2 separate regions of the Homo sapiens genome follow, and region 1 is linked to region 2. A link is an interaction called in ENCODE POLR2A ChIA-PET data of the cell type or tissue named here. Cell type or tissue: CD4-positive, alpha-beta T cell. All regions are shown on one strand. Links, peaks and the distances in the headings refer to the core of each region. The heading gives the core; the rest is flanking DNA. Region 1 holds the start of FMO5 (flavin containing dimethylaniline monoxygenase 5). Region 2 overlaps PRKAB2 (protein kinase AMP-activated non-catalytic subunit beta 2).

Region 1 (16,128 bases), core at 4,487-12,486, 73 kb after region 2:
TAATAAAATTTTTCTTCATTTTTATCCCCTTAACTAGACTATAAAGTTACTGATTTTTCTTTTTTGTCTTTGCATATTCAATGCTTAGTATGGTAGCAAACTTGTTCAATAAGTATTGTTTAAATAAATGAAGAGAAGCACCACTGGAATGTAAATGACTTACTTTAGAAGTTCACTAGATGTTTTCATTTTCTTATTGTCATTAAGCAGAAAAAGGCATGACTTAGCAGGATGATCAGAAGGCAGAAGGTTTGGGCTTTTTGCCAGCTGTCAGAAATATCTGACCATAAAATTCTTTTATGGTCATGATCAGAAATTATAGAAAAGTCCTAGAATACTTTAGAGCAGGAAGGAACCACAGAAGTGATCTGGTACAATCATCTTGTTTTACAAACAAGAAAATTTTTAAAAATTGAAATTGAGGAAATTGCTTGTCTAACATCTAAGTTAGTTAGTGGTAGGGCAAGCACCAGAATTCAGGTTTTTATTCTGCAATTCCATGTTCTCCCCTCTACACCAGAGTTAACTACCCAAGAGCTATACTTTACTGGGTTTTTATGATGTTCATGTAAACAAATATATTGGAAAGTACTTCAGAAAGTACAAAAGGGCTAAGCAGTAATGGACAAGTTGTGGAACCAGAGAGTTTTAAAGTTCCCATACCTATCAGTTCCCTTCTGTAATGGGGAAAACATTTCCCTTCATCTGTTTATTGCAATCAAATAATGTGAAATGAAGGTAATGAAAACACTCTGCCAGCTGGCTTCCTGTATCTGCAGCCAAAATATATGAAAGAGAGACTGTCCCTTGAATATTTTTGAGGAGCAAAGGAGGACAAAGAATGGAGTTTTTGCCTGGGTAGGATAAATACATGTGCAAATCAAGCCAATCTTTAGAAGTAAACATTGGTAACTGAAACCACGTTATTCATTTACTTGGCAAACAACTTCAAACACAAAGATACCCACACAATTTTCTACCTTAAATCGAATATACTTTAGAAGGTCAAATTCTTTGGCATACATCCTGAAATACTCCAGGACCTGGGCATTATGCATGAAGTTGGGATAATGATCTGGGATTGGATAGTCACTGAAGCACATCATCTCTTTAGAAGTATTGATGATCACTGATTTGTAAATACTGGCCCTTCCTTCTTCAGGATTTTCCTGCAATAAATAGAAAGTATTCATAGCAACTTGAGGATCATCTTCATGTTTTATAATAGCCAATAGACATCTGAAAAAGTTTTCTGAAAGAAGTGTCAATTAAATCACACACACACCTTCCAGTATTTGTGCCCTTATGTAGTCCCTTCCCCTTGAATCTCAGTTATCTTTATGACTTGCTTTTGACCAACAGCATACAGTTGAAATGACACTGAATGGCTTCCAAGACCAAGTCATAAGTAGCCTTGCGGATTCTGCCTGGGTCTCAGAAAGCTCGCTCTGGTAGAAGCTAGCAGCCATATGAGAAATCCAACTACCATGAGACCACCATAGCTTGAGGAAGTCCAGCCTCACCACATGAAGAGAATGTCTGGGACAGAAAATATATGGCCAGTCCCCAAAAATTCTACCTATTCTATTCTATCCCAGCTGAAGTTCTAAACATGTGAACAGAAAGTTACTAACACTGAGTAATAGTCTTTTAAATGAGTAACAATGAGGCAAAATGGGAAGATACACAGGAAAGAGTGTAACAGTTTCCATATACTGGAAAGAGTATAACATCTCCAGCGTTTTCTGGAGAGCAGTGTTAAAATGTATATGAAACTCCTTGCAATTTACCTAGCCTTTTAAAAAAATATTCAGCATCGCTTAGGAAGATTTATGTTAAAGGATGTTAATACCAGCATTATTCATAATACAAAAATGAGACAAGCTAAATGCCCAAAAAAACAACTGAAATTTGAGAACCACTGCTCTAGATCCTTACTACCAAAGTATGGTCTGTAGACTAGCAGCTGGGGCTTCCCTTGAGAGATTGTGTTAGAAATGCAGACTCTCAGGCCCCACCTCAGACCTACTGAATCAGAACCTGCATCTTAGCAAAATCTTCATGTGATTCAGAATTCAGATGCTCATGCAAACTGAGATGCACTGCATTAAATGACATTAATCCTCAATTCAGTGTTCTTTCCCCTACAACAAACTTCTTTGCATCCTCAAAAACTTCCTATTGAGGCCGGGCGTGGTGGCTCATGCCTGTAATCCCAGCACTTTGGGAGGCTGAGGTGGGTAGATCATCTGAGGTCGGGAGTTCAAGACCAGCCTGACCAACATGGAGAAACCCTGTCTCTACTAAAAATACAAAATTAGCCGGGCGTGGTGGCGCATGCCTGTAATCCCAGCTAGTCGGGGGGCTGAGGCAGGAGAATCGCTTGAACCCGGGAGGCGGAGGTTGCGGTGACAGAGATAGCGCCATTGCACTCCAGCCTGGGCAACAAGAGCAAAACTCCGTCTACAAAAAAAAGAAAAAGAAAAAGAAAAAAAAACTTCCTATTAACTATCTTATAGCATTGTTGTGGTGATCACATAAAGTAATGCAATGATGCAATCTACCCAGCCTGTCACCGAGATTTCACAAATGAGGAGTTTTCAAATTTTTAGATTTTCAAAAATTGTTTTGACTATGGAAAATCACCTTAATCAATTTGGATCTCCTCCTCCCTTTTTATTCTAGAAATGAACAGATATTGAGATATTGAGTATTATGAAACATTAAATAGCCACAAAGGAGAGTGTTTGTTGTTTGTTGGCTTTGTCCACCTTTAGGATTGTTTTTCTCCCATTTTTATTGCTTAATTATTCAATCTAGGAATCCTAAATTGATCATTCCCATTTCTCTGACCTATAATCCAACATCTCATTTCTTTAACTGCTAATAACATTTTCATAAGACTCCTTTGAAGTCTCTTCTTCTAATCTAGCCTACCTGTTTCAACCAAAGTGTTCTCTCTAAGGTGTGGCTGGACTAAATCTCTGCCCTAATTAAAATTTTAGATGTTTTCCCATTTCCTGCAGAATAAAGTTCCTATTTCTCAGCTTAGGATTCAAAGACCTCCATAATGTTTTGTAGTGTATTCCTTATCTCTCCAACTAGATTGTAAGCCCCTTGAATTGTACTCATGGTTTTCCCCACAGCATCCACAATGATAAATAGCACTCAATAAATGTTTAATGGATGCATATCAAATTGTATTGAGAAAGGGATATACAGAATAAGATGTAAGTTTCACAAAATGCATAAGAAAACTAATAAAATACATCAACATTTATCTCAAAAAGACTTCAATAAGATATATGTATCTCCCAAAATTTTGTCCCAAGAAAAATTTCAAAATAATATAAAGTCAAATGCATAGATATATTTTTGTATAACTTAAATAGCAATTAATTAGTAACAATGTTAAATGTTCCCAAAATAGATGAATGGTTTAGTAAATTATAGTATCTCAACATGCAGAATTTTTTTTTTTGAGATGGAGTCTCACTCTGTCGCCAGGCTGGAGTGCAGTAGCACGATCTCAGCTCCCTGCAACCTCTGCCTCCTGGGTTCAAGCAATTTTCCTGCCTCAGCCTCCCGAGTAGCTGGGCCTACAGGCACGCGCCACTATGCCTGGCTAATTTTTTTTGTGTTTTTAGTAGAGACGGGTTTCACCATGTTAGCCAGGCTGGACTCGATCTCCTGACCTCGTGATCCGCCCGCCTCAGCCTCCCAAAGTGCTGGGATTACAGGCGTGAGCCACCGCGCCCAGCCTCAACATGCAGAATTTACCTTCCACACCACTCCATGGGTATCCTGATAAATACAAAGTAGATCCTGCCACTCCACTGCTTAATAGTTTCTCTTGATTCCATATGGAAAACAAAATTCCTTATTTTGAAATTTAGCACATTTCACAATCTAGCCCGGTTTATCTTTTAATCTTCATCCAGTGTTGTCCTTATTTAATCTCAAATTTCTAAGTTATTAAATTGTTCCTGAAACACTCTAGGCTCTTGCACAACTTTAAACCTTCGTAAATATTACTATTTCTTCATCTGGAAAATTTCCTGTCCTTCAAGAGTTACATCAAATGTCACTTCCTTCAACAAGACTTTTCTAATTTCTCCAGAGAATTAGATTCCGCTATTCATCCTCCAAGCTCCCAAAACTCTCTGTTCATATTTCTATAAAGATAACTTAAACACACTATATTATCAGGCATTTGTTTCCATGACTGTGAGAAACCCGAGAGTAGCCATATCCTTCTTTAAATCTCTATTATCAGGACCTGGTGTGTACTGGATGTGCAATAAATGCTTTGAAATGAATTAGTTAATGAATTATGGAAATTGAATTTGGAGACACCAAAAACTATGATTTTGAAGTCTGTGCAGGAACATTAAAAATGGCGTATGATATAATGAAGTACAAAGGGAACTGTAAAATTAAATTTACATTCTAATCACCAAATATGTAATATTATGTCTATCTATGGGTATATAATTATACTTGTATAATCGCTCCCTGTTAGACATGTCTCTTTTGAGTATACTTCATTTATTTGAAATAGAAAAAAATGTGAAAATACAGAAAACCAGTCGACTTATTAAGGCAGTAGGATTGCTTTCTTTTTCTTTTATTTTTGTTAAAATGTTGTTTGTACAACACCCATTCATGATGAAAACTCTCAGCAAACTAGGAATGGAGAGAAACTTCCTCAATTTGATAAAGAACATCTACAAAATACCTATAACCAACATCATACTTAACAGTGAGAAATTAGACACTTTTCCCCTAAGACTGGGAACAAGGTAAGGATGTCCTCTCTCACCACTCCTATGGAACATTGCACTAGAAGTCTTAGCTAGTACAATAATAGAAGAAAGAAAAGTAAAGGATATTCGGATTGGGAAGGAATAAAGATAACTTTTTATTTGCAGATGACCTGACCGTCTATGTAGAAAATCCCAAAGGATTAAAAAAAAAAAGTAAGAAAAAAAGAAAAAAACTCCTAGAGTCAACAAGTGAGTACAGCAGGGTTGCAGGATACATGGTTAACATACAAATGTTAATTGCTTTTTTTTTTTTTTTTGAGACAGAGTCTCGCTCTATTGCCCAGGCTAGAGTGCAGTGGCACAATCTCGGCTCACCACAACCCCTGCCTCCCGGGTGCAAGCAATTCTCCTGCCTCAGCCTCCGGAGTAACTGGGACTACAGGCGCATGCCACCCTGCCCAGCTAATTTTTTGTATTTTTAGTAGAGATGGGGTTTCACTATGTTGGCCAGGCTGGTCTCGATCTCCTGACCTCGTGATCCACCCACCTCGGCCTCCCAAAGTGCTGGGATTACAGGCATGAGCCATCGCACCCAGTCATTTGCTTTTTTATATACTAGAATGAACAACTGGAATTTGAAATTTTAAAAACTCCATCTATAGTAATACCCCTGAAATTACATACGTAGGTATAAACATAACAAAATATGTATAGGATTTATAAGCATGAATTAGAAAACACAGATGAAGAAAGTCTAAGATTTAAATAAATGGAGAGATATTCTGATTCATAGACTAGAAGATTAAATATTGTTAAGATGTCAGTTCTTTCCAACTTGACCTATAGATACAATGCAATCTCAATCAACATCCCAGCAAGCTATTTTAGAATCCAAGCTAACACATGGATTCTAAAGTTCATATGGAAAGACAGAAGGCCTAGAATAGAAGACTTTGTCCTTAATAGTGGGCTGTGCATAGTGACTTTGTTCCAAAGAGTATAGTATGGCAATGGAGAAAAAAGGAGCAACTTTACAGTGTGGCAAAAACTGACAAACGCTATTTCAAGCCAGGACATCAAGGTTAACATCAATAGTGATATTATCTAGGGTTTTTATAGTTTTAGATTTTACATTTAACTTTTTAACGCATGTTGAGTTGATTTTCATATATGGCAAAAGGAAGGGATCCAGTGTCAATCTTCTGCATATGGCTAGCAGTTATACCAGCCCCATACAATTTATCCTTGTAACAAACTTTCATATGTACCCCCGAACCTAAAATAAAAGTTGGAAAATGAAAAATAGAAAAGTGGAACAAACTTACACTTCAACAAAGATATATTGTGGCATATATTGAATGCTAATTTCTTACTTATAATAACATAAAATGAGTTTTAAGTTTCCAAAAAAAAAAAAAAACAGTGGGTATAATGTGGATAGTATGTACCCTTGATGGGAGGTGAGGAGAATGGCACCTTATAATATTCCTCCCCAAAAGTCATAACCCCAATTTAACCATGAGAAAAAAATAAGATAAATCCCAACTGAGGGATATTCTACAGCATACCTGGCCCCAAAACTATCAAGGGCATCAAAAACAAGGAAAGTCTAAGAAATTTCATAGCCAAAAAGAGCCTAAGGAGATATGACTATTAAATGTAATGCAGTATCCTGGATGGGATCCTGGAACAGCAAAAGGCCATTAGGAAAAACTGAGTAAATCTGAATAAAGTATGGACTTCAGTTAATAATAATGTATCAATATTGGTTCATTCATTATTTAAAAACGTATCATACTAATGTAAAATGGGGTAACTGGACATGAGGTGTACTGTAATTCTCTGTATTATCTTCCTAATAAATTTTGTAAGTCTAAAACTGTTCTAAAATTAAAAGCTTATTTAAACATGTTTGTACATAAGTGTATATATTTTTTAATTAAGGTAAATTAATGAATGGCAAGGTCATTTTGGAATTAAGATGTTTGCTGTATGGAGAGCAGGTGAGGCATGTTCCTAACTTCTGAATTTCATTTCATTTATTCATTCAAGAGATATTTAGAAAGTCCCTCTGTAATAAAATACTTTATGAGGTACTGATAAATGCAAGTCTGTATGTGTATTCCAAAAGTTCAACGTTTACAAAGAGTAGAGCCATCCTATCCACAGCAGGTCTGTTGGGATCACTGAGTGAAATGAATGACAGATCTCACCTCTTTGAGGTACTCCTATATTTCAACTCTTTTTCAAATCACTAACCACAACAAGTGTTATCCTGTGTCAACAACATCCTTCAAATCCTTCGAAACACCTGATTGGAACTTAGGTAAGGTTTACCACTGTGCCAATCCACTGCTTTCCAAAAGAGTGAGCACAGAGCAGTATTGGGTTAGTGAGTAGAAGAAAAAGAAGCTTCTGCTCCTGCATTTTACAATTTTCTACCATTGATGAATAAATCTTCTCTCTACAAACTCTATACACTGATTATATTTCCTACCTAGGCACAAGGCTCACACATTTGAGCAGGAAGTCTGTGTAAGAAAAGAGAGGCTAGGCACGGTGGCTCATGCCTGTAATCCCCACACCTTGGGAGGCCGAGGTGAGCAGATCACTTGAGGTGAGGAGTTCGAGAATAGCCTGGCCAACATGGTGAAACCCCATCTTTACTAAAAATACAAGAATTAGCAAGGCGTAGTAGTGCGTGTATAATTTCAGCTACTTGAGAGGCTAAGGCATGAGAATCACTTGAACCCAGGAGGCAGAGGTTGCAGTGAGCTGAGATCACGCCACTATACTCCAGCCTGGGTAACAGAGTGAGACTCTGCCTAAAAAGAAAAGAGAGAGAGAGCAGGGGATGGAAGTTGGGGAAATTGGAACTGATGGGATTGGAAGAAGTAATAAGGACAGAAGAAAGGAGAAAAATTTAAATGGGAGGAATGAGGACAGTTTGGGGCTTCTGTTCCTGTCAGATTTTCAAAATCCCATGGAATAGAAACTCTCTTTGAACTGTTGTCTGCACATTGGAATCATCTGGGGAGCTTTAAAAAATGGAGATAGTAGAATACATGCTTGGCTCTAGAAATATAACGGTGAACCACACAGGTGTGGTCTGTTGGAACAGAAGTCAGAGCGTTATGATGAAACACAGCTTATTTATTTTCAAGGAAGCAGTTTACAAAGTGTTAAAATTTTGCCAAGTGGATAATCAGAAGAAAAACCTCCACGTTAAGTCTTTAGCAGAGAATAAGTTTAAACCACATTGGAGATAAAAACCAGAAACTTGATAATCAGACAAGATGATGGATGCCCTCCCAACCTCCTCCCATCCTCAATTGATTTCATGCCTTTTCAGTAACTGCCAAAACTGGCTAAGATGCTTAGTAAAGACACCACATGTGTGAGTCCCATCCTAGGCCTACTGAATAATAACCAACATGTAACACTATGTTCCTGGCACTGTTGTAAGTGATTGGCATAATTATCCATTCACTTACTCCTGACAATAACTCTATAAAGTGGATACTATTATTATCCACTTCTTAAAGATGAAGAAACACAGGTACAGAGAAGCTTAATGATGTGCCCAAAGTCACACTGCTAGTAGGTGACAGAAATAAGGTTTGAGCCTAAGACTGCATTCTTAACCTCCATACCATATTGTGGCTGGATTTTAAGAGCAGAATTTTCTGCTGTTTACTAAAAACAACAGGCTTTTAGCCCATGTCCAAGACTGATGATGATACACGTATGCAGGTCAGCTAAGGGGATCCACTCCAGATCTGAATAAGGATGATTGTCACATAAAATTAGTCCCCAAAACAGAGTCAGGGTGCAAAAGGATTGTATTTCGGTTCAACTAAGAAATGCTATAAAGCCACTTTTATGTAGCTGGCCAACAATGTGTTAGTTTTTATGAAATATGAAACGTAAAACTTATCTAGGGCACCTCAATACTATTAAATGTTCAGAAAACTAGCTTAAAAGCAAACCCGTTCTCCTCTAGCCACCCAAGATGCCAATAGGAAAGAAGGCTAAGGGAAAGAAGGCGGCCCCCGCCCCTGCTATCAGTGAAGAAGCAGGAAGACAAAAAAGTTGTGAATCCTCTGTTTGAGAAAAAGCCTAAGAATTTTGGCATTGGACAGGACATACAGCCCCAAAGAGACCTCACCCTCTTTGTCAGATGGCCCCCCTATATCAGGTTGCAGCAGCAAAGAGCTATCCTTTTATAAGCTGCTGAAAGCACTTCCTGCCATTAACCAGTTCACCCAGGCTTCGCACTGCCAAACAGCTACTGACTGCTTACGCGGGCCCACAAGCACAGACCAGAGACAAAACAAGAGAAGAAGCAGAGACTGTTGTCCTGGACTGAGAAGAAAGCTGCTAGCAAAGGGGATACCCCCATCGAGACACCACCCGTCTTTCCAGCAGGGGTTAACACAATCACCACCTTGGTGGAGAACAAGAAGACTCAGCTGGTGGTGATTGCACACGATGCGGATCCCATCGAGCTGGTTGTCTTCCTGCCTGCCCTGTGTCCCAAAATGGGGGTCCCTTACTGCATTATCAAGGGTGAGGTAAGATTGGGATGTCTAGTCCACAGGAAGACCTGCACGACGTTGCCTTCACACAGGTTCACTAGGAAGACAAAGGAGGTGTGGCTAAGTTGGTGGCAGTTTTCAGAACCAATTACATGGACAGATATGATGAGATTCGCTGCCAATGGGGAGGCAATGTCCTGGGTCCTAAATCTGTGGGTTTGAATCACCAAAGTGGAAAAGGGAAAGGTGAAAGAAGTTGCCACTAAACTGGGTTAAATGTACACTGCTGAATTTTCTGTAAATAAAAAGAATAAAAATTCTCCTTCAAAAAATGTAAAAATAAAAGCAAACCCAGCAAATCCAATGCATGTCAGTTTGGAGATCAATAAAGGTGGCTGGTATTCTTTGGAATATAATAAGTTTAACTATCTTTTTTTAATTTTTTTCCTTGAGACGGAGTCTTGCTCTGTCACCCAGGCTGGAGTGCAGTGGGGCGATCTCGGCTCACTGCAAGCTCTGCCTCCCAAGTTCACCCCATCCTCCTGCCTTAGCCTCCCGAGTAGCTGGGACTACATGCACCCGCCACCACGCCCGGCTAATTTTTTTGCATTTTTAGTAGAGACGAGGTTTCACCGTGTTAGCCAGGATGGTCTCGATCGCCTGACCTCGTGATCCGCCCGCCTCGGCCTCCCAAAGTGCTAGGATTACAGGCGTGTGCCAACCGCGCCCGGCCACCTGACACTGTTAAGATAAACTGTCGTATGCACCTAGTTGCAGGGAGGGTTTCAAGTATTAAGGGACTAGGAGATGTATGTACCTGGAACCTCCAGAGCCCTCCGATGTCATCAGTCCTTTCAAAGCAGACAGGTTCCAAGCCTTCTTCTACGCAGCACTTGATGGAAGAGAGCCCGCTCACTCCTCCCCCAATCACAGCAATTCTTTTCTTAGTCATGGTCTCCCGAGATCTTCACCTGTTAGTGTCGCCTGTCCTAAAGAAAGGATGACAAAAGACAAAAAGCACACATCGGTTAACATTTTTCAAGGAAGACCTTGGCCGTGGCATTCGAATAAATTCTGTACAAGAGGTGTCTTGAGGAGGACAGATTCGACGGTCCTCTTCACCAGAGGAAATCTTTCTGCTGGCATGGGGGAGCCCTGCGCCTGCAAGACCCAGAGCTGAGAGTGCTCTGCTGCGGTACCGGATCTCACCGCCTTTCCTGAAGCGCTCAACAGATCCTTCAGCTGCGATCTGGAGGAGACTCAACAGGCGGCTGTTGTCAAATTACTATAAACCAACAACGGACAAACAGCGAGAGCCAACGGGGAGGGGCTGTAGCACTCCACCTCCTTTCAGGGACCACTCCCCCGCCCACTCAGCGGCACCCATTCTCCCTCCCTCGATGGGAATAAAACGTGGGCTGAAGCTGCTTTGGGCGAAAAAGTTAATCCTACAACTTCTCTATATTTCAGCTGCTGTTGCCAGCACTCTCAATTACTTTCTCTGAAACCCCTAGCCCCGTCTGTGCTCGCTTCTGCATCCACTTTTAACTTCCTGGTTTTTGCCTTAAAGTGACAAACACTTCCTAGTGAAGGGAAAACTGTCAACAACCCCAAAGCCAGTTCTACTCCAAATGCTTAAATGAACACCTACCTTTCAGGTGATCTGTTCAAACAGATTGTAGCAGGATGAGCCACAGACAAAACTCCTCAGACACCGAATTAAAGAAGGAAGAGGTTTTTATTCGGCCGGGAGCGTCGGCAGACTCGCGTCTTAAGAGCCGAGCTCCCCGAAAAAGAAATTTTTGGCCTTTTTAAAGGCTTACAACTTTAAGGGGTCCACGTGAAAGGGTCGTGATACATCAAACAAGAGTGGGAAACGTGACTGGGGGCTACAATGCTTTTTTCATACAGTGTCAGGAATTCACAGATAACACAAGTAGTTTAGGTCAGGGGTTGATGTTATTATTATTACTTTTTTTAACTCCTAGGGCCGGGTGGTGGTGCCAAGGTTGTCTGGCAATTTATCTTACTTTTTTTTTTTTCCAACTTTTTGCTTTTTCTCTCCTCCTGTCTTGTGAACGAGGCAAGGTGGTGGGAGGAGGGCAGCAGTAGTAGCAGTGGTCTCCTTCCTTAAGATGATCCTGCCCCCACTTCCGCCCCCGGCTCACCTATACCTCTCTCCTCCCCTCCTCACAATCTGGATCTAAGAATCTACACTTCTGGAAGAAATTTACTTTTAAATCCCCATGCACTGAGCTGAGTGCTGGAGTATAGTGAGGAATGTATTGTTTCCTACTCAGAGGGGCTTACAGATTAGTGGAGGAGACCAAAACATAAACAGGTAATTTTAACGAAATAAAAGTATTTTTAATAGTGCTTTCACACAGTTATATTAGTAACCAAAAATACAAAATATCCACTTCTAAAATGTAACTTTTCAAATATAAAGTCATGTAGAACCACCAATATAACAGATACAAGATTTCAGGCACTGGGTTAGAACAAGGGCCCATCCAGACAAGGGTTCTATTTGACAGATGTGAGGGGTTGTAAGAGGCATGGATTGTGGCTCATGCCTTGGATCCTTGCTCTCCTTCTACCACTCCCTGAGTCAATTTTGCTCTTCCAATCTGCACCTGCTAATCTTGGACTTTTTCATGAGAGGCAACTGATATTTTGTTTGTGCCATTGAATTTTTTGTTGTATTTATAGCAACTTAGCAGACTCTAATTAACATTAATGTGTTTTGGAACTGTCGAACTTTTTTTTTTTTGAAACAGGGTCTCACTCTGGCACTTGGGCTGGAGTGCAGTGGTGCAATCATGGCTCACTGCAGCCTCTATCTCCTGGGCTCAATCTACCCTCCCACCTCAGCCTTCTGAGTAGGGACTACAGCTGTGTGCCACCACACCTGGTAATTTTTGTATTTTTTGTAGAAATGAGGTTTCACTATGTTGCTCAAGCTGGTCTTGAACTCCTGGGCTCAAGTGATCCACCTGCCTTGGCCTCCCAAAGTGCTGGGATTACAGGCATGAGCCAACAAGGCCAGCCTGTAAAATATTTTAAAGACTAATATCTTTCACAAAAGCATTCAACTATAAATGTGAATTTATACTAAAATAGTATCTTTTAAAAATAAAATTCTGAAGACAGTGTTTCAACACAACCATTTTATATGCTAGAAGTTAACTTAAAATGAATTACTTGTAAATTGGATAATTTTGAATGCACTAGAAGAAATGCCTAAAGGAAAACATGAATACTTTTATAAACTGAGTATTAATTTCCTCCTACTGAATCAGTTTTACAAATAATGCAAGAATTACTTTTAAAATGTAGTTAACAATGTAATTTTATTTTAATGTCCCCCTACTTCAATTGTGTCTTATAATTAATTGCTTTTGAATATAGCAAATATGTTTTGTGTTGTATTAAAATTACTTATACAATGTTTTAAACCTTGACTCAAATGTTCTCTCTCTTGCCTAGCTGACAATTTGCAAGTAAGTCAATTTCTTCATTGAAAAATAACTTGATACATCCAAATTAATATACAGACTCAACTCAGTTACTCATGCTATTACTAGACAGCAATATTATGAGTGAGAAATAAGAACAACTAATTCCAAGATAACATATGAGGCTTTTGAAGGAGTGTATGTGTATGGATGCACATGCATGTGGAACTGGGTTTGCAGAGTTTCTGCAAAGGTCCAACCCAGAAAGAGCTTTCAAACAATACAGTCTCACCTCTACTCAGATGCTACCCTGTTTTCTAATTCTTTCTATTACGTTTGCATTTTGCCCATATTCATTCAGCAAACAGTCTCTTTTGGAGGCCCCCTTTGTTTTGAGATGGAGCCTCACTCTGTCGCCCAGGCTGGAGTGCAAGTGGTGCGATCTTGGCTCACTGCAAGCTCCATGGAGGCCACTTTTTTTTTTTTATCATACTTTAAGTTTTAGGGTACATGTGCACAACGTGCAGGTTAGTTACATATGCATACATGTGCCATGTTGGTGTGCAGCACCCATTAACTCATCATTTAATATTAGGTATATCTCCTAATGCTATCCCTTCCCCAGCCCCCCACCCCACAACAGGCCCCAGTGTGTCATGTTCCCCTTCCTGTCTCCATGTGTTCTCATTGTTCAATTCCCACCTATGACTGAGAACATGCGGTGTTTGGTTTTTTGTCCTTGCAACAGTTTGCTGAGAATGATGGTTTCCAGCTTTATCCATGTCCCTACAAAGGACATGAACTCATCATTTTTTATGGCTACATAGTATTCCATGGTGTATATGTGCCACATTTTCTTAATCCAGTCTATCATTGTTGGACATTTGGCTTGGTTTCAAGTCTTTGCTACTGTGAATACTACCACAATAAACTTACATGTGTATATGTCTTCATAGCAGCATGATTTATAATCCTTTGGGTATATACCCAGTAATGGGATGGTTGGGTCAAATGGTATTTCTAGTTCTAGATCCCTGAGGAATCGCCACACTGACTTCCACAATGGTTGAACTAGTTTACAGTCCCACCAACAGTGTAAAAGTGTTCCTATTTCTCCACATCCTCTCCAGCACCTGTTGTTTCCTGACTTTTTAATGATCCCCATTCTAACTGGTGTGAGATGGTATCTCATTGTGGTTTTGATTTGTATTTCTCTGGTGGCCAGTGATGATGAGCATTTTTTCATGTGTTTTTGGCTGCATAAACATCTTCTTTTGAGAAGTGTCTCTTCATTTCCTTTGCCCACTTTTTGATGGGGTTGTTTGTTTTTTTCTTGTAAATTTGTTTGAGTTCATTGTAGATTCTGGATATTAGCCCTTTGTCAGATGAGTAGATTGCAAAAATTTTCTCCCATTCGGTAGGTTGCCTGTTCACTCTGATGGTAGTTTCTTTTGCTGTGCAGAAGCTCCTTAGTGTAATTAGATCCCATTTGCCAATTTTGGCTTTTGTTGCCATTGCTTTTGGTGTTTTAGACATGAAGTCCTTGCCCATGACTATGTCCTGAATGGTATTGCCTAGGTTTTCTTCTAGGGTTTTTATGGTTTTAGGTCTAACATGTAAGTCTTTAATCCATCTTGAATTAATTTTTTATAAGGTGTAAGGAAGGGATCCAGTTTCAGCTTTCTACATACAGCTAGCCCGTTTTCCCAGCACCATTTATTAAATAGGGAATCCTTTCCCTATTTCTTGTTTTTGTGAGGTTTGTCAAAGATCAGATGGTTGTAGATATGCGGCATTATTTCTGAGGGCTCTGTTCTGTTCCATTGATCTATATCTCTGTTTTGGTACCAGTACCATGCTGTTTTGGTTACTGTAGCCTTGTAGTATAGTTTGAAGTCAGGTAGCGTGATGCCTCCGGCTTTGTTCTTTTGGCTTAGGATTGACTTGGCGATGCGGGCTCTTTTTTGGTTCCATATGAACTTTAAAGTAGTTTTTTCCAGTTCTGTGAAGAAAGTCATTGGTTGCTTGATGGGGATGGCATTTAATCTATAAATTACCTTGGGCAGTATGGCCATTTTCATGATATTGATTCTTCCTACCCATGAGCATGGAATGTTCTTCCATTTCTTTGTATCCTCTTTTATTTCATTGAGCAGTGGTTTGTAGTTCTCCTTGAGGAGGTACTTCACATCCCTTGTAAGTTGGATTCCTAGGTATTTTATTCTCTTTGAAGCAATTGTGAATGGGAGTTCACTCATGATTTGGCTCTCTGTTTGTCTGTTATTGGTGTATAAGAATGCTTGTGATTTTTGTGCATTGATTTTGTATCCTGAGACTTTGCTGAAGTTGCTCATCAGTTTAAGGAGATTTTGGGCTGAGACAATGGGGTTTTCTAGATATACAATCATGTCTTCTGCCAACAGGGACAATTTGACTTCCTCTTTTCCTAATTGAATACCCTTTATTTCCTTCTCCTGCCTCATTGCCCTGGCCAGAACTTCCAACAATATGTTGAATAGGAGTGGTGAGAGAGGGCATCCCTGTCTTGTGCCAGTTTTCAAAGGGAATGCTTCCAGTTTTTGCCCATTCAGTGCGATATTGGCTGTGGTTTTGTCATAAATAGCTCTTATTATTTTGAGATATGTCCCATCAGTACTTAATTTATTGAGAGTTTTTAGCATGAAGGGCTGTTGATGTGTCAAAGGCCTTTTCTGCATCTATTGAGATAATCATGTGGTTTTTGTCTTTGGTTCTGTTTGTATGCTGGATTACATTAATTGATTTGCATATGTTGAACCAGCCTTGCATCCCAGGGATAAAGCCCACTTGATCATGGTGGATAAGCTTTTTGATGTGCTGCTGGATTCAGTTTGCCAGTATTTTATTGAGGATTTTTGTGTCGATGTTCATGAGGGCTATTGGTCTAGAATTCTCTTTTTTTCTTGTGTCTCTGCCAGGCTTTGGGTATCAGGATGATCCTGGACTCATAAAATGAGTTAGGGAGGATTCCTTCTGTTTCTATTGATTGGAATAGTTTCAGAAGGAATGGTCCCAGCTCCTCCTTGTACCTCTGGTAGAATTCGGCTGTGAATCCATCTGGTCCTGGACTTTTTTTGGTTGGTAAGCTATTAATTATTGCCTCAATTTCAGAGCCTGTTATCGGTCTATTCAGAGATTCAACTTCTTCCCGGTTTAGTCTTGGGAGGGTGTATGTGTTGAGGAATTTATCCATTTCTTCTAGATTTTCTAGTTTATTTGTGTAGAGGTGTTTATAGTATTCTCTGATGGTAGTTTGTATTTCTGTGGGATTGGTGGTGATATCCCCTTTATCATTTTTATTGCATCTATTTGATTCTTCTCTTTTCT
Region 2 (16,128 bases), core at 5,495-13,494:
CACAGAGTTGTTGATCCATAGTTTGTTAGTTTGAGATCTTTCTAACTTCTCCAAAAATGCCTGCTCTCACCACTGCTATTCAACATGGTATTGGAAGTCCCAGCCAGAGCAATCAGGCAAAAGAAAGAAATAAGAGGCATTGAAATACAAACAGAGGAAGCCAAACTATCTCTCTTTTCTGATGATATAATTCTATATCTAAAAAATCCCATAGTCTCTGTCCAAAGGCTCCTAGAACTGATAAACAACTCCAGTAAAGTTTCAGGATATAAAATCAATGTACAAAATTGAGTAGTATTTTTATACACCAATAACATCCAAGCTGAGGGCCAAAACAAGAATGCAGTCCCATTCACAATAGCCATGAAAAGAATAATATTTCTAAGAATATAGCTAACCAGGGAGGTGAAAGATCTCTACAACAAGAATTACAAAACATTTCTGAAAGAAATCAGAGACAAGACAAATAGAAAAACATTCCATGCTCCTAAGCAAATTAATGCAGGAACAGAAAACCAAATACCACATATTCTCACTTATAAGTGGACATGGGACTGCAGATATCTCCACTAGGTGTTCATCTCATTTCCTTTGGATATATACTCAGAAGAGGGATTGCTGGGTTATATTTTTAACTTCTTGGGAAACTGCCATACTGTTTTCCATAAGGACTGTACCAGTTTACATTTCCACCACCAGTATACAAGTGTTTCCTTTTCTACCCACCCTTGCCAACACTTCTCCCTCGTCTTTCATACCATCACCAACCTAATAAGTGTGAGGTAAAATCTCATCGTGGATTTTATTTGCATTTCCCTTATGATTAGTGATATTGAACAACTTTTCATATACATGTTGGCCATTTGTATGCCCTCTTTGGAGAAATATCTATTCAGGTCCTTTGTACATTTTTTAGTCAAGTTATTTATTTGTGATTGAATTCTATATGTTCTTTTTATTTTGGATATAAACCCTTTGACAGATATATGGCTTGCAAATATTTTCTCCAAATGAGTAGGCTGCCTTTTCATGTTGTTGATTTTTTTTTTTTTTTTTTTTTTTTTGCTGTGCAGAAGCTATTTGGTTTGATGTAGTCCCATTTGTTTATTTGTTTATTTTTGCTTTTGATGTCCTATCAAAAGAATTATTGCCAAGACCAATGTCAAGGAGCTTTTCCCCTATGTTTTCTTCTAGAAATTTTATGATTTCACATTCTACACATAAGTCTTTAATCCATTTTGAGTTGATTTTTGTGTATTTGTATGTGTCCAATTTCATTGTTTTGCATGTGGATATCCAGTTTTCCAAGCACCATTTGTTTAAGAGACTATCCTTTCCCCATTTTGTGTTCTTGGGGACATGGTCAAAAAGTAGTAGACTGTATGTACCTGGGTTTATTTCTGGGCTATCTATTCTGTTTCTGGTCTATGTGTCTGTTTTAATGCCAGTCCCATAGAGTTTTGATTACTATAGCTTTGTAATATAATTTGAAACTACATAGTATGAAAGCTTCAACTCTGCTTTTCTTTCTCAGGACTGCTGTGTCTATTCTGGGCTTTTGATGATTACATACAAATTTAGAGGTTTTCTCTATTCTGCGAAAAATGCTATTGGAATTTTGATAGGGATTGCTTTGAATTTGTAGACCACATTAGGGCAGTACAGGCATTTTAACAATATTTATTCTTCCATACCATATCTTTCCATTTATTCATATCTTCAATTTCTTTCAACAATGTTTTATAGTTTTCAGTGTGTAGGTCTTTTGCCACCTTGGTTAAACTTATTGCTGATTTTATTCTTTTTGATATTATCATAAATAGTATTTTTAGATGTTTTATTGAATAGGTCATTATTGGTATACGGAAATCCAACTGCTTTTTATTAGTTAATTTTATATCCTATGACTTTACTGAATTCATTTATTAGTTCTAACGGTTTTTTGTGGAGTCTTTAGAAGTTTCTACATATAGGATCATATTATCTGCAAATAGGAATAATTTCATTTCTTTTTTTCTGATTTGAATGCCTTTTAATTGCTTTTTCTTTCCTGGTTGCTCTTGTTAGTACTTCCAGTATCATGTTGAATAGAAATGGTGAGAGTGGGCGTCCTTGACTTGGACTGGATCTTAGAAGAAAAGCTTTCAGTTTTTCTTGATTGATTATCATGTTAGCTGTGGGCTTCTCATAAGTGGCCTTCATAATGTTGAAGAAATTTTTATCTATGCCTTATTTGTTGAGAGTTTTTATCATTAAACAATGTTGAGCTTTGTCAACTGCTTTCTCTGTATCTACTGAGGTGAACACGTGGTTTCCATCTTTCATTCTGTATCACATTGACTTGCATATATTAAACCAAACTTCAACCACAGGAATAAATCCCACTTTGTTAAGACATATACTCTTTTTGATGTGTTGTTGAATTTGGGTTCCTAGTATTTTATTAAGGATTTTTTTATCTGTGTTCATCAGCGATATTGGCCTGTAGTTTTCTTTTCTTTTGGTGTCTTTAGCTTTGGTATCAGGATGATGCTGGCCTCATAAAGTGATTTTGGAAGTATTCTCTCTATTTAGATCTTTGAGAAGAGTTTAAGAAGAACCACCAATAATTATTTTTTGAATGTTGAGTAGATTTCAGCTGTGAAGCCCTTTTGTCCTGAGTCCTGGTCCTGGCATTTCTTTTTTTTTGGGAGGTTTATAGCTATTGCTTCTATCCTTTTATTTGTTATTGGTCTGTTCAGGCTTTCTATTATTTATTGATGGAATATGGGTAGGTTGTATGTTTCTATGATTTTATCCGTTTTCTCTAGATTATCCAATTTGTTGGTATATAGTTCTTCATAATAGTTCTTTATGATTCTTTTTATTTCTGAGGCATTTGTTGAAATGCCCCCATTTTCATTTTTGAAGCTATTTATTTAACTCTTCCCTCTTTTTTTTAGTCTAGTTAAAAGTTTGTCAATTTTGTTTATTTTTTCAAAAAATTAACTCAATTTTGTCAACTTTTCTATAGTTTTTCTATTCTTTAATTGATTTTCTTCTGCTTTGATTTTTATTATTTTCTTCCTTTTGCTAATTTCATTTTGTTCTTTTCTTAGTTCCTTGAAGTGTAATGTTAGGTTATTTATTTGAGACCTTTTTTAATGTAGGCATTTATTTTTTATTATGATTTTATTTTATTTTATTTTTTGAGTCAGGGTCTCACTCTGTTGTGCAGGCTGGAGTGCAGTGGCATAATCTTGGCTCACTGCAATCTCCCCCTCTTGGGTTAAAGCAATTCTCGTGCCTCAGCCTCCCTGAGTAGCTGAAATTATAGGCACATGCTACCATGTCTGGCTAATTTTTGTATATTTTGGTAGAAACGGGCTTTCACTATGTTGTTCAGGCTGGTCTTGAACTCCTGACCTCAAGTGACGCACCCATCTCAGCCTCCCAAAGTACTGGGATTACAGGCATGAGCCATCACACCCTGCCATTGCAGGCATTTATCATTATAAACTTGTCTCTTGAGCTGCTTTTGCTGTTTTCAAAGGTTCTATTATGTTTGTTTTCTTTTTTGTTTGTCTCATGATATTTTTAAATTTCCCTTTTGATTTGTTCTTTGACCCATGAGCTGTTCAAAAGTACATGATTTAATTTCCCTGTGTATGTGAATTTTCCAATAATCCTTCTGTAGGTTTTTAGTTTTATAAAATTGTGATCAGAAGAAATATTTGATGTAATTTCAATCATCATAAGTGTGTCTATGATCTACATTTTATTATTTTTTTATTAATATACAGAAGTTGTACATATTTTGGGGATATATGTGATAATTTGATAAATATATACAATGTATAATGATCGAATCAGTGTAATTAAGATATCACCTCAAACCTTTATCTTTTCTTTGTGTTATAAATATTCCAATTCTTCTCTTCCAGCTATTTTGAAATATACAATAAATTAACTTTAACTGTGGTCTCCCTACTACACTATTGAATACTAGAATTTATTTCTTCTATCTAACTGTATTTTTGTACTCATTAACCAACTCCCATCATCTCTCCATTCTCCTTCCCAGCCTCTGGTACACACTAATTTTTATGGAATGACACATGGATCTGATTTTTTACTTATTTTTATATGCATGTGGATTATCATATTCATTTGTTTAAAAAAATCCTTGACCATTTGTTGAAAGATTATACATTTTTAATATATATTTTTCTTTTTCATGTTTGTCAAAAATCTGTTCTCTATATATGTATTATTTTCAGACTGTATATTTTGTTCCTATTTTATCAATCTATTTTATTGATTATATCCGAATACCACTCTGTTTTGATTACTATAATAGTTTTTCAAATCAGGTAGAGCTAGCCCTCCAAGTTTGTTCATTGTACAGGCATTTTGGTTAGGCTAGTTCATATTAATTTTAAAATCAGCTGATCAATTTCCACCAGAGATGCTTGCTGAGATTTTGAGTGGAATTGCATTGAATTTATAGTTCAAATTGGGGAAAACTAACATCTCAACAATATTTAGTCTCCTGACCCATGAACAAATAATGTCTCTCTAGTTTTTAGGTATTCATTATGTTCTCTGTGCAACGTTTTGTAATTTTCAATCAGATTTATCCCTATGTGTTTTATATGTTTGATACTATTGTAACTGGTATTGCTTTTTACATTTCAATTGTGCATTGGAATTACACAAAATAGAATTGATTTTTGTCTATTGATCTTGTATCCTGCTAGAAACAAATGTTTTTCAGATTCAAGTTACATTTGGCAGTGACAATATTTTTAGGGTCTTGTGTATTTACCAGGTGAAAAGAATCTTTTTTATTTCACTTGGAGCTTTATCATCAGCCCAAGGAAGAGGAACCCATATCAAGTTCTGAGGCTGGGCAGAGTTTGTACCTTGTGGACCAATGCACGTGAAATGTTCTGCATGTTTACCAATAAGTTTTCCTTAAGAGTACCTATGCAGTTGATGGGGCTTCCCATGTGCATGTCTGTCTGCAATGTTACATTTGTAAAATTTAGAAGCCAATGTTATCCCTTATTTTCAAATTTAGTATTCAATAATCTATCCCAGAGTTACGTAGTGTCAGAGACTTTGGGATGATCTTCAGTGATATATCCATCAAGTTATCATGAGTAGGTACCTGATCCTGACTAGTCTTATTTCTGATGTGATCTATTATAAAATGAGACCAGATCTTTAAAATAACTAATAATAATGGGCTTGAGAGGGTTTCTTTGTGAAATACTCAGCCTTAGGAGACAGTAGATCCTACTCCACATGCGAAGTAGGATCTACTCCCTTCAGTATGTGAGCATCAAGACCCTGATTCTGCAGTGGAGTCTGCAGTCTCCTGCTGTATCAGCCTCATTCCCTCAAGGGAGAATGAATGGCCTTCAGTTTGTTATGTCACAATTGACACGTGTAGCACATTTGAGTACCTCTTTAGTTATTGACCTAGATTTATGTCCAATCATGTCAAGCTTGCTCACCTGGGTGAATCACAAGGTCACATTCCCAGTGGGTCATTTGACTGTGTCACAAAAAAAAAAAAACCAAAAAAAAAAACCATTCATTTGTCATTACGTATCTCTCCTAAAGTTCAACTTTGATAGGCTAAAACATGGCCCACAAACAGCTTTAAGGGTGGTTTCTTAAATGTTTGTCTGTGGTTTACTAAAGTCCTATTACTCAAATGAATTTATCTTTTACTCCAGTTTTTTGTTTCTCCATGTTCTGCCTCTATGACAGAACCCAAAAGTCAGTATAAACATAAATTTATTCCCACTGATTTATAACCAATCAACAGTATGTATGTGACATACTGTACATTGGGTTGCCAGCCTTCTTCCTTCTTTTACCTGTTTCCTATTGGATGGTAAGATAATATGGGTGGGGTTTGATGGCTCAAGTTTGTAATTCCAGAACTTTGGGAGGCTGAGGTGGGAGGGTCACTGGAGTCCAGGAGTTCAAGACCAGCCTGGGCAACATAGTAAGACTTCATCTTCTTTTTTAAAAAATAAATGTTGTAATGTTATTTGCCACTTTTATTAACATCCCTGGACTACAGTTCTACCACTTGTTTAAAGCATACATTATTATTATAAGATGTGCTTAAATCTGCATATTTGTAAGCATCATTAATATTATTAATAGTTAAAATCTATAGTAGTGAATTATTTGGTTAGGTCAGAGACTAAAGTCTGAAAATTAGAAATTCACTATTTCTTTCAGGTGTATGTGTGCTGTTGTGCTAATCCCTCACCTCTGTCGGAAAAGTCATTGTGGGCCCAAGCCAGTAAGTAAACTGTCTGTGAAAGAATGAATGAAGATCCTAAAATAAATATGTGGTGCCCACTGAGTGGAAAATTTTGCAAAAGTTGTTTTTCTACAATGGTGTAATGTTTCTCTGAGCCAGCTCATCTGTTCCTTCAAAGGCCCCAAATTATTATTTTTTTTATCATCTTATGTCATTGTCATTAACTCCATTCTGCCCTTGCCTATGTCATCTACCATGCTATCTGTTTCACTGCATGGCACTAGAGACAGAGCCATTTTTCCAACTTTAAGTTTACTAAAAGACTCGCATCTCTGAAAGAAAATGGAAGTCAGTGGTTCTCTTTGATTTTGGTATTTAAAGCCATCATTAGGGTCAAGTGGAAATATGTTTTCTCCAGAAGTTATTAGGGGCTGTTCAATGCAGTAACTTTTCACTTCTTACGCTACAGTTGATCCCATCTGTGATAGTTAATACTGAGTGTCAACTTGATTGGACTGAAGGACTAAAAATATTGATCCTGGGTGTGTCTGTGTGGGTGTTGCCAAAAGAGATTAATGTTTGAGTCAGTGGGCTGGGAACGGCAGACCCACCCTTAATCTGGTGGGCACAATCTAATCAGCTTCCAGCGAACTAAAGCAGGCAGAAAAACGTGAAAAGGACAGAGACGGGCCTAGCCTCCATCTTTCTCCCATGCTGGATGCTTCCTGCCCTCAAACATTGAACCCCAAGTTCTTCAGTTTTGGGACTCGGACTGGCTCTCCTTGCTCCTCAGCTTGCAGACAACTTATTGTGGGACCTTGTGATTGTGTAAGTTAATACTTAATAAACTCCTATATATATACATATATATATAAAATAAACTATATATACACACACATATACATATATATATATATATATATATATATATACACACATATCCTATTTGTTCTGTCCCTCTAAGAGAACCCTGACTAATACAGATTTTGCTACCAGGGGTGGTTCTAGAGGAACAGAATATTAAGGATGGAGTTTTTCATTGGTTTTGGGGTTTCTGGAGTTGGCTGCTTAATATTATTGGACCCAAAATGCTAAGGACTCTACTTCTAATAGTATGGAAAACATTGATAGTCTTCTGTGCAAACAGTTTAGAGAGTTATGCAAAATAGATGCATTTGACACTCATGATTCACTGCTCATGAGAGGCAAGGAGTTTAGTGACTCTATACATAATACCTTTGACCATATGTGAAGAACTAAGGAACATAATGAAGCTGGTTAGTTGCTCATAAGTTCAGTGGACAAAGTGATGAAAGAAAAGGATGAACTCAGGGATTCTGTCTCCCAGCCTCAGAAGCAGACACTGCACCTCAAATCTGCTAACACTGCCCTGAGTGAGAGTCTTATATCCTGTAGATAAAAAGCTGAAATTGTGGAAAAACAGACACAAGCTTGCATCATGCGATTGGCTGACCTGCAATGAAAGATGAGTGCACAGCCTAGCCAGGTGTCTACCGTTAAAGTGAGGGCATTGACTGGAAAAGAATGGAACCCTGCAACTTGAAATGGGGACGCGTTACTCCTAGGGAGCACAATGCCAAGAGGAGAAAAATGTGGCCATAAGCCTCTGCCCCACACCCCAGAGCCCAAGAAACAACTGTTGGATTAGCAGGAATAAAAAGTGCTTGAAGAAGTGTTAGAGACTTACCTTTAACAGTTCTTTTTAGGACCAGGAGAGGTTAAGGAAAAAGGACCATTTCATCTACCGAAATAGTAATAATTATATTCTTCTGCACATTCAGTTTACAAAGGGTTTTACATATATTATCTCATGAATATTTATTGAGTAATTAATTTTTTGGACACCATGATAAGCACTGGAGGTACACAGGTCAGTGAATAAGATTTCCTTTAAGACCTCAAACTTGTAGAAAATAAGTGCTCAAAAATATACTTTTATCAGAATGTGGGAATTGTTCTAACCTCTGGATATTATAGCAAGGTAGGGACAGGGCACATAGGATGAGACATTTTTTCCTAATCAGAGGCTGGAACATTGAGAATTCTCAAAGGCAATCCCATTCTCATCACATTCTCATCCCATTCTCATCCACAGGAGGATGTCTCAGAGAAGAAAGGATGGCATAAGGCAGGGTCTTCTCTAAGGAAGAGTCTTTGCTACAACCTTAGAGAGTGTAGAGAATCTCCCAGAGGATTACTGGGATAATATAGGGAGCTAAAAGGAATTCAAATTGGAAAGAAAGAAGTAAAATTACTTCTGTTCATAGGTGACATAATCTGAAATGTAGAAAAACACTAAAGATTTCACAAAAAACTATTAGAACTAATAAATGACTTTAGCAAAGTAGCAGGACACAAAATAGCACACAAAAATAATTTATGTTTCTATACCCTAACAATTATCAAAGGAGAAAATTAAGAAAATAATTTTATTTACAACAGCATCAAAAAATATACATAGGAATTAGCCAAGAAAGTGAAAGACTTGTACAATGAAAACTATAAAATATTGCAGAAAAATATTAAAGAATGCATGAAAAAGTGGAAAGATGTCCCATATTCATGGATTGGAAGACTTAATATTGCTAAGATGTCAATACTACCCAAAGTGATATACAGATTCAGTGCAACCTCTAGTCCAAAATTCCAACAACTTTTTTTTTTGCAAAAATAGAAAAATCCACCTTACATTCATATGGAATCTTAAGGGGCCCTGAATAGACAAAACGATATTGAAAAAGAACAAGCTGGGTATGGTGGCTCATGTCTGTAATCCCAGCACTTTGGAAGGCTGAGGCAGGAGGACTGCTTGAGATCAAGAGTTCAAGACCAGTCTGAGCAACATAGCAAAAACTTGTCTCTACAAAAATTTTTTAAAAAGAACAAAGTTGGAAGACTCATATTTCCTGACTTCAAAATTTAATACAAAGCTCAAGTAATCAAAACAGTGTGGTACTAACACAAAGACATATAGATCAATGGAATAGAATAAAAAGCCCAGAAATAAATCCTGTATATATGATCAAATGATTTCTGACAAGGGTGCCAAGACCATTCAATGGGGAAAAGACAGTTTTTTCAACAAATGGTTCTGGGGAAGCTGGATATCTACATGCAAAAGAATGAAAGTGGACCCTTGTTAGGCTGCCCCTTTCCTGGTCCACATGGGCTAAAGAGAGCAGACAACTAACTCACTGTGTCATTTTTTGAAGCCTGAAGTTTCTGCCCTTTTCTCTTCATCTTTCAGAGTCTCCTTATGTTTATTGTATAGAAAATGTCCAGGGTTTTATTTCTACTTACTGGTAGGAATAGGGAAAAGCATGCCTATTCCATCTTCCCAGAAATGAAAGTCACTCTGCCAGCCTTTTCGTTTTTGTTAGAAAAAAGGGCTCACTCTGTCACCCAGGCTGCAGTGCACTGCATCATTGCTCACTGCAACCTCCAACTCCTGAGCTCAAGCAACAGCAATGCCCTTGCCCCAGCCTCCCGAGTAGGTAAGAATACAGGTGCGTACCACCACAGCTGGCTAATTTTTTTTTTGGAGATGGGGTCTTGCTATATTGCCCAGGCTGGTCTCAAAGTCCTGGCCTCAAGCAATCTCCCTCCCTCAACTTCCCAAAGTGCTGGGATTACAGGCATGAGCCATCATGCCTGGCCTCAGCTTTTTAATGTAAGTTCTTATTTCACCTTCACTTTTTGAAACGTATTTTCACTGGGTAAATAATTCCAGGTTGTAGGGGTTTTTTTTCTTTCAGTACTTAAAAGATGTTGCTCCACTGTGTTCTAGCTTATAATTGTTTTGATGATAAATCTGCTATCACCCTTATCTTTCTTCCTTTGTACATAACTAGTTGTTTCTCCTCTGGCTGCTTTTACAATTTTTCTAACGGGTTTTGAGAGATTTTATTATGATTTGCCTTCATTTAGTTGTTTTATTTTCTTATTTCTTGTGCTTGGGGTTAATTGAGCTACTTAGATCTGTGGCTTTATAGGTTCCATCAAATTTCGGGAAATTTGGGTCACTATTTCTACTAATATTTGTCCTATTCCTCTCGTACCTCTTTTGGGTATTCCAGTTGTCTTGGTCCATTTCTGCTTCTATAACAAAATATCACAGCCTATGCAATTTTGAAATAATAGAAATTTATTTTGTGCAGTTCTGGAGGCTGGGAAGCCCTAGATCAAGGCACCGGCACTGGTGTCTAGTGAGAGTGGCTCTTCACTTTCAAGATGGTTGCTTGTTGCTGTGTTCTTACATGGTAGAAGGCAGAGGGCAAAAAAGGCCAAAACTCTGTGTGAAGCCTCTTTTATAAATGCCTTAATCCCATTCACATGGGAGGACCCCTCAAGACCTAATCTCTTCCTAAAAGGCCCCAATTAATACCACCACAATGGAGATTAAGTTTCACCATGAATTTTGGAGGGGACACACATAGTACCAATTATTATGCCACTTGAAGTTTTTCCACAATTCACTGATGTGTTGTTCATTTTTAAGCCCTTTTTCAGTTTTATTTTGTGTAGTTTCTATTCTTACGTCTTTCAAGTATAATCTTTCTTTGCAATGTCTAATCTAATGTTCAGCCTATCCAGTTTACTTTTCTTCTCATGATTTGTAGTTTTAATCTATAAAGTTCAATTTGGGTCTTTCAGACGTGATAAAACACACTTACATATTTATATATATATATAAACATGTTTGCTTTTTTCTCCAGCTTTTGAACTTATAAACTTATTATTGTTTCAACTGTCTGCTATTTCTACCCTCATGTAACAGTTCTGAGTCAATTTCAATTGATGGATTTTTTTTTTTCTCATAATGGTTTGATTTTTCTATTTTTTTGAGTGCCTCAGTTTTTTTCCGATGTCGGATATGATAAACTTTTTCTTGTTTGGTGCTGAACATTTTTGTTTTCCTATAAATATTCTTGAGCTTTGTTCTAGGATGCAGGTAAGTTACTTGGAAACAACTTGATCCTATGGCTCTTGATTTAAGATATTAGATCAGACCATAGACATGTTGTATTCATTTCCTATCACTGCTGTTGACAAATTTCAACAAACTTAGTGACTTAAAACAACACAAATTTATTGTCTTACACTTCTGTATTTCCACATCCAAATGGGTCAGTAACGCAACAACAAAAAACCAAATACCACATGTTCTCACTCATAGGTGGGAATTGAACAATGAGAACACATGGACACAGGAAGGGGAACATCACACTCTGGGGACTGTTGTGGGGTGGGGGGAGGGGGGAGGGATAGCATTAGGAGATATACCTAATGCTAAATGACGAGTTAATGGGTGCAGCACACCAACATGGCACATGTATACATATGTAACAAACCTGCACGTTGTGCACATGTACCCTAAGACTTAAAGTATGATGATAATAAAATTAAAAAAAAAAGACTACTGAACTAAAATAAAGCCATTGTGTTTCTTCCTGGAGGCTCTGAGAGAGAATCCATTTCCTTGCTCCTAAGGCTACCACATTCCTGGGTTTATAGTTCTCTTTTCTCATCTTCAAAAGCCAGCAACAGCAAGTCAAGTTCTTTTCATGTCCTATCACTCTGACTTCCCTCTTGCACTTATTAGATTGGGCCTAACTAAATAATCCAGGGTAATATTTGCATCTCAAGGTCAGCTGATTAGCAAACTTGATTCCATCTGCAATCTTAGTTTCCCTTCAGCATGTAACCTGGGCAACTAAAGGGCTCACCTCATTTGTTTCCCATATTTTAGGGATCCAGTGCTTGGTATTTAATGTCATTTGACCCCATCAAACACCCTGTGTCTGGGCAAAGGTCAGTCCTAACTCCACGTGCAGAGTAAGCAAATGGGCCCAGGGGATAAAATGGCTAGTAATCTCAGTTCACCTTGGATAGTTCCGCTTTTCCTCCTGAACTTTAGTTCATCTAGTGCTGGTTACTATCACAATGTTCAGCTCCATCTAAAAATAAAATGCCATGCCTTGGCTCAAAATCCCCTCTGAGCTCAGACTGGCTCTTCATCTGGTAGATTTCCGGACTGTCATATTCCTTTATGTCATCCCTAGGTATTCTAACTCTAGATTGATCACTCTACCAGATGACCAACAGAACACAGCTGTGCTAATTGGGAGAGACAAAGAAACACCATCTTCAGGTTGGCACAAATGTTTCCAAACATCTATAATATTCTCAGCCTATCCTCTAACCCCCAGAAATATTTTCCAAGATCCTGTTGCATCCAACACCCATTCCACTACCCAATCGCTATATCTAACTTGTAAGTGATCCACAACTATTGTAATCAATAACAGAGATTTCCCCCCCACCCCTCAAAAAAAATAAGTTAGAGTTGTAGGTTATAGTTTAGAGTATCAGCTGGTCTGAAGTCAGAGTCCACCCCTCAACACCATCCAGGTATACAGGTCTGTAGTAATCTCCATAACTCTTTCAGGTGTTCGATATCCTTACCTGATATTCTCATCATAAGCTGTCACTAGCAAGAGGGCTTTGGAAGATGTAGTAAGTGGAAATTAGCTCAGGAGTCGTTGAGAAGTCTGTGAAACCCTACTTTGTGTTTAAAATATCGCCCGGCATACAGACCTTAAACCTTCTAACTTCTGACACAGAACTCTGCCTTTCTACTTAGGAAGTTCTTGAGAGACAGGAGCCTCCTTCAGAACACAGCTAAGTGCTGAGAGAATGCTAACTGCCAGGAGAGAACAGAGTGGTTCATCTTCAGTCAATGTACGTGCCCTGGAGCCAAGAAATGGGTTACAGAAAGGGACGTGGTACTCCAGACCTGCATATGTGATTCTGGATGAACAGTGACCACAGAGGACAGAGGAGTAGGGAGAGGAAGAGACTCATGATGTACCCAAATCACCTGTGTCATGGTTAATTGTCAAGGCAGGGGAGAAGGGGGTCTTTGGAAGAGATACTACAAAAGACTCCAAGCCAAACGAGCCAGAAATAAATGCTTTAGAAAGCACATCAGTGCAAGTTTGGGCCCCGATGAAATTCTGGTGCCATTTTGTTTTCAGTGACTGGGGTACATGATGTTTAGAAGACCATTCTTCCAGAGGCTGAGTTCATACCATATCCCACTTTTTACCTCTAGCCTGGAGGCAATCTCTGGACTTGCTATTGAGGTTTGAGGTGAACTGTTCTAGTTGATTTCTGTCACAGGTCTTCCTTTCATGTCCTGCTGTCTTGCATTTCCACTCCCTCAGTAACTCCCCTATTCTTCTCACACTCCACATTGTCAGTCCCTTTTCTTCCTTAGTTCAACTCAGTTGACTCTTTAGAGCAGCAAAAATACAACAGCTTGGTTGTTTTAGGAAAAAAAGTCCAGAGGCCAGCTATGTAGAAACCTTGTGAAATGACGGAATGGAAAACAGAAATTATATTTTAATCATGTCCCTGAACAAGGCCATCTCAGGTGAATGATCTGCTGTCAGAATAAAGTATATAATGTTTTCATATATACTGAAGCATATAATCTGACAGAGAAAGAGAAGTAGGAAGGGTCCAGGATAGCAGTCCTCAATCCTAGATGTCTATTAGCATTATCTGGGGGAACTTAAAAAATACAGATGCCTGGACCCCATACCAGAGATTTCCATTTAACTAGGGTGGAAATGGATTGACCACCAATGTTTATAGAGTCTCCATAGGTGTTATGAATGTGCAGCCAGGGATGAGAATCATTGGTCTAAGAGCTCAGCTAATCCAGTACAGGATGATAGCTAAATGTGCAGCCAGCAGAGAAAATGCTGAAAATCAAATCATGAAGTCTGCATTCCTATAATGTTGGCATAGCCTGAAACAAAAAGAAGAGAAAAAGTAGGACATCATTTGTGTCCCCTACCCCATGACTTCTTTCAAATGTGTTTTCTTGCAGTTTACATTCTTTAGGCCCTGAGACACCAAGGCAAACAGACCTTGATAATATAATCAGTCATCAATCAATAACTCAGATATTATTGCTGTATAATACTTTTATTAAAGTTTTATGGAAAAAACCCACAACATTTCTGTATGTATCATATCATATAATTTCCAGGTGTGTCAGAGTCCAGTGACAAATTACGTTTGAAGAACAGCTTTAAAATCCACTCTTGTCTGCCACTCCTTTATGAAATATTGAAAAGCAGCTCTGTACCTCAGCATTAAAGGTTACAAAAAGCACCATTAAAAAGAGGACTCACATATTTAATTCCCTTCAAAGTAGTCTTATCTCTCCTTTCTGACAGACACAGAGCTGCACTCATTCGAAATGCTGCCGTGTAATACCAACCAACATGCTCCAATGTACCAAAATTCAAACAAGTCTCATTTATGAGACCCGTGTAGTGATTAGGACTAACCAACAACAGTGAGCTTTGGCTGTCCTAAAACCACAAGCTGGGTTAGGTAAGTGTTTTGTACAGGGGAACAGAAAAGAAGTAAGATCATCAATACCTAATATATGACTTAATGTAGGTATCCCTTGACCATTTAACCTGACACCTACAAAATCCATAGTGTTTAGTATTTCACACCAATCTTACTGCAAAAGTGCTGTGCTACATACAATCAATTCAAGTTAACTCCAACTAATATTGGAACTAATAAAAAATTAATTTGTAACAAAGCTTATTCACTTCAAAGCACAACTGAGAAAAGCAAATCCAGACAAAGCCCAAACTAGAATCCTAGAGCGATTCCATTGCTAAGAATTGGACTCTACAAGTAATAGACTTGAGTTTTTCTCTTTTTTCCCTTCTTTCTTATAATTTAAATTTGGCTTTTTACTCTAAAAGTTTGGGTTCATTGCAGAAATCACAGTCCTTCCATATCCAATTGTGATTGGCACTTAAGGAGAGACAAATGCTTAGATCCAAAGAGTTTTGAAAGACCCTAATGGCTACCCCTCCCAGGTCCTGCATTCCATGGGTAACTGGAGTCAGCAGCCCCTGGTAGAAGACAGCAAGAACTGGGCTTTAAGGGGAATCACAATAATGCAGGAATACACTGTACATCTGCTATTAAGCCCATGCCCCAAATCACTAGAACGTGAGAATGTAGAAATCTCTGAGAACACAATGTATTTCAAACACACACAGAGACTATTGCATATCATTTTTAGTTGAGGTCAAAATTATTAAAGCCCTATTTCCCCAATTAAAAGCAAGGAGTTCTATTAGTATGTCTTCTTCATTTATATCCCAGATTAATATAAACCCAGTCTAGAGGTATCACTTCTTTCCAAACTTAACTTCATTTCAGCAGCATACATGGAATATTGACACTTTTCAAAGTTTTTATCCCAGACCCATTAGATCTACAAGATACTAGAAAGAATTAGAGCAAAGTGAGTGGGCCTGGGTTTGTAGGATCCTCACAAACTTCTCTTGGATTCTTCTTTTACAAAGTTTCTCTACCATACAAACATACGTTTTAAAAGCCAACACTATTGAGGTTAGGTATGCCCTTCAGGGGTGTTGCCTAGAATGGTTAAATCCCATTCAGCTTAAAGGAGGCTAATAATCATGGTGTGGAATTTCTCCATACCAGCAGCATGGCTAACGTATGTGTTTTAGGTAATGTCTGACACTCTGGTAAAGTCTGCCTGACACATGAGCTTAAAGCAGAATGGAAAGGAAAGAGGAGAGAATTGGAACAAGATGAAAAGAGAAGATGGTTATACACTGCTAATTCTGTACAGTGAGATCCAAGGACACCACCATGTGGTGTCTGATTTAATTTCTTTTTAAAAGAGATCATTTTCAGTTGTAAGTTACTCAACCCTTTATTCTATTATTACTTCTCAGCTCAGTCACTCTTCTCTTCCCCACAATTCC

The links. ChIA-PET counts read pairs that join two places held together with the same protein. Peaks named below come from ENCODE experiments on the same cell type or tissue, not always from the same donor. Only the 100,000 strongest peaks of a DNase experiment are listed, where the experiment ranks them.
Region 1: POLR2A ChIA-PET joins it to region 2 with 5 read pairs; 3 of 35 experiments call an interaction of 5 or more read pairs at or near these places.

What each region holds. Positions count from the first base shown.
Region 1 is chr1:147,214,774-147,230,901 of GRCh38, forward strand. FMO5 (flavin containing dimethylaniline monoxygenase 5) reads right to left here and starts at 10,566. Exons shown (of 9, transcript NM_001461.4): 1 at 10,514-10,566; 2 at 10,122-10,293; 3 at 981-1,169. The coding sequence starts at 10,256. It also overlaps a transcript of CHD1L not described here and the pseudogene RPL7AP15. In CD4-positive, alpha-beta T cell, for the core only: no CTCF peak of the experiment used is centred there; a DNase peak (open chromatin) is centred at 10,538; H3K4me3 peaks cover 1,356 bases; H3K27ac peaks cover 487 bases.
Region 2 is chr1:147,140,841-147,156,968 of GRCh38, forward strand. PRKAB2 (protein kinase AMP-activated non-catalytic subunit beta 2) reads right to left here. Exons shown (of 8, transcript NM_005399.5): 8 at 14,266-16,128. Among named protein-coding and RNA genes, the nearest start is that of PRKAB2, 24 kb to the right of the region's middle. In CD4-positive, alpha-beta T cell, for the core only: no CTCF peak of the experiment used is centred there; no DNase peak of the experiment used is centred there.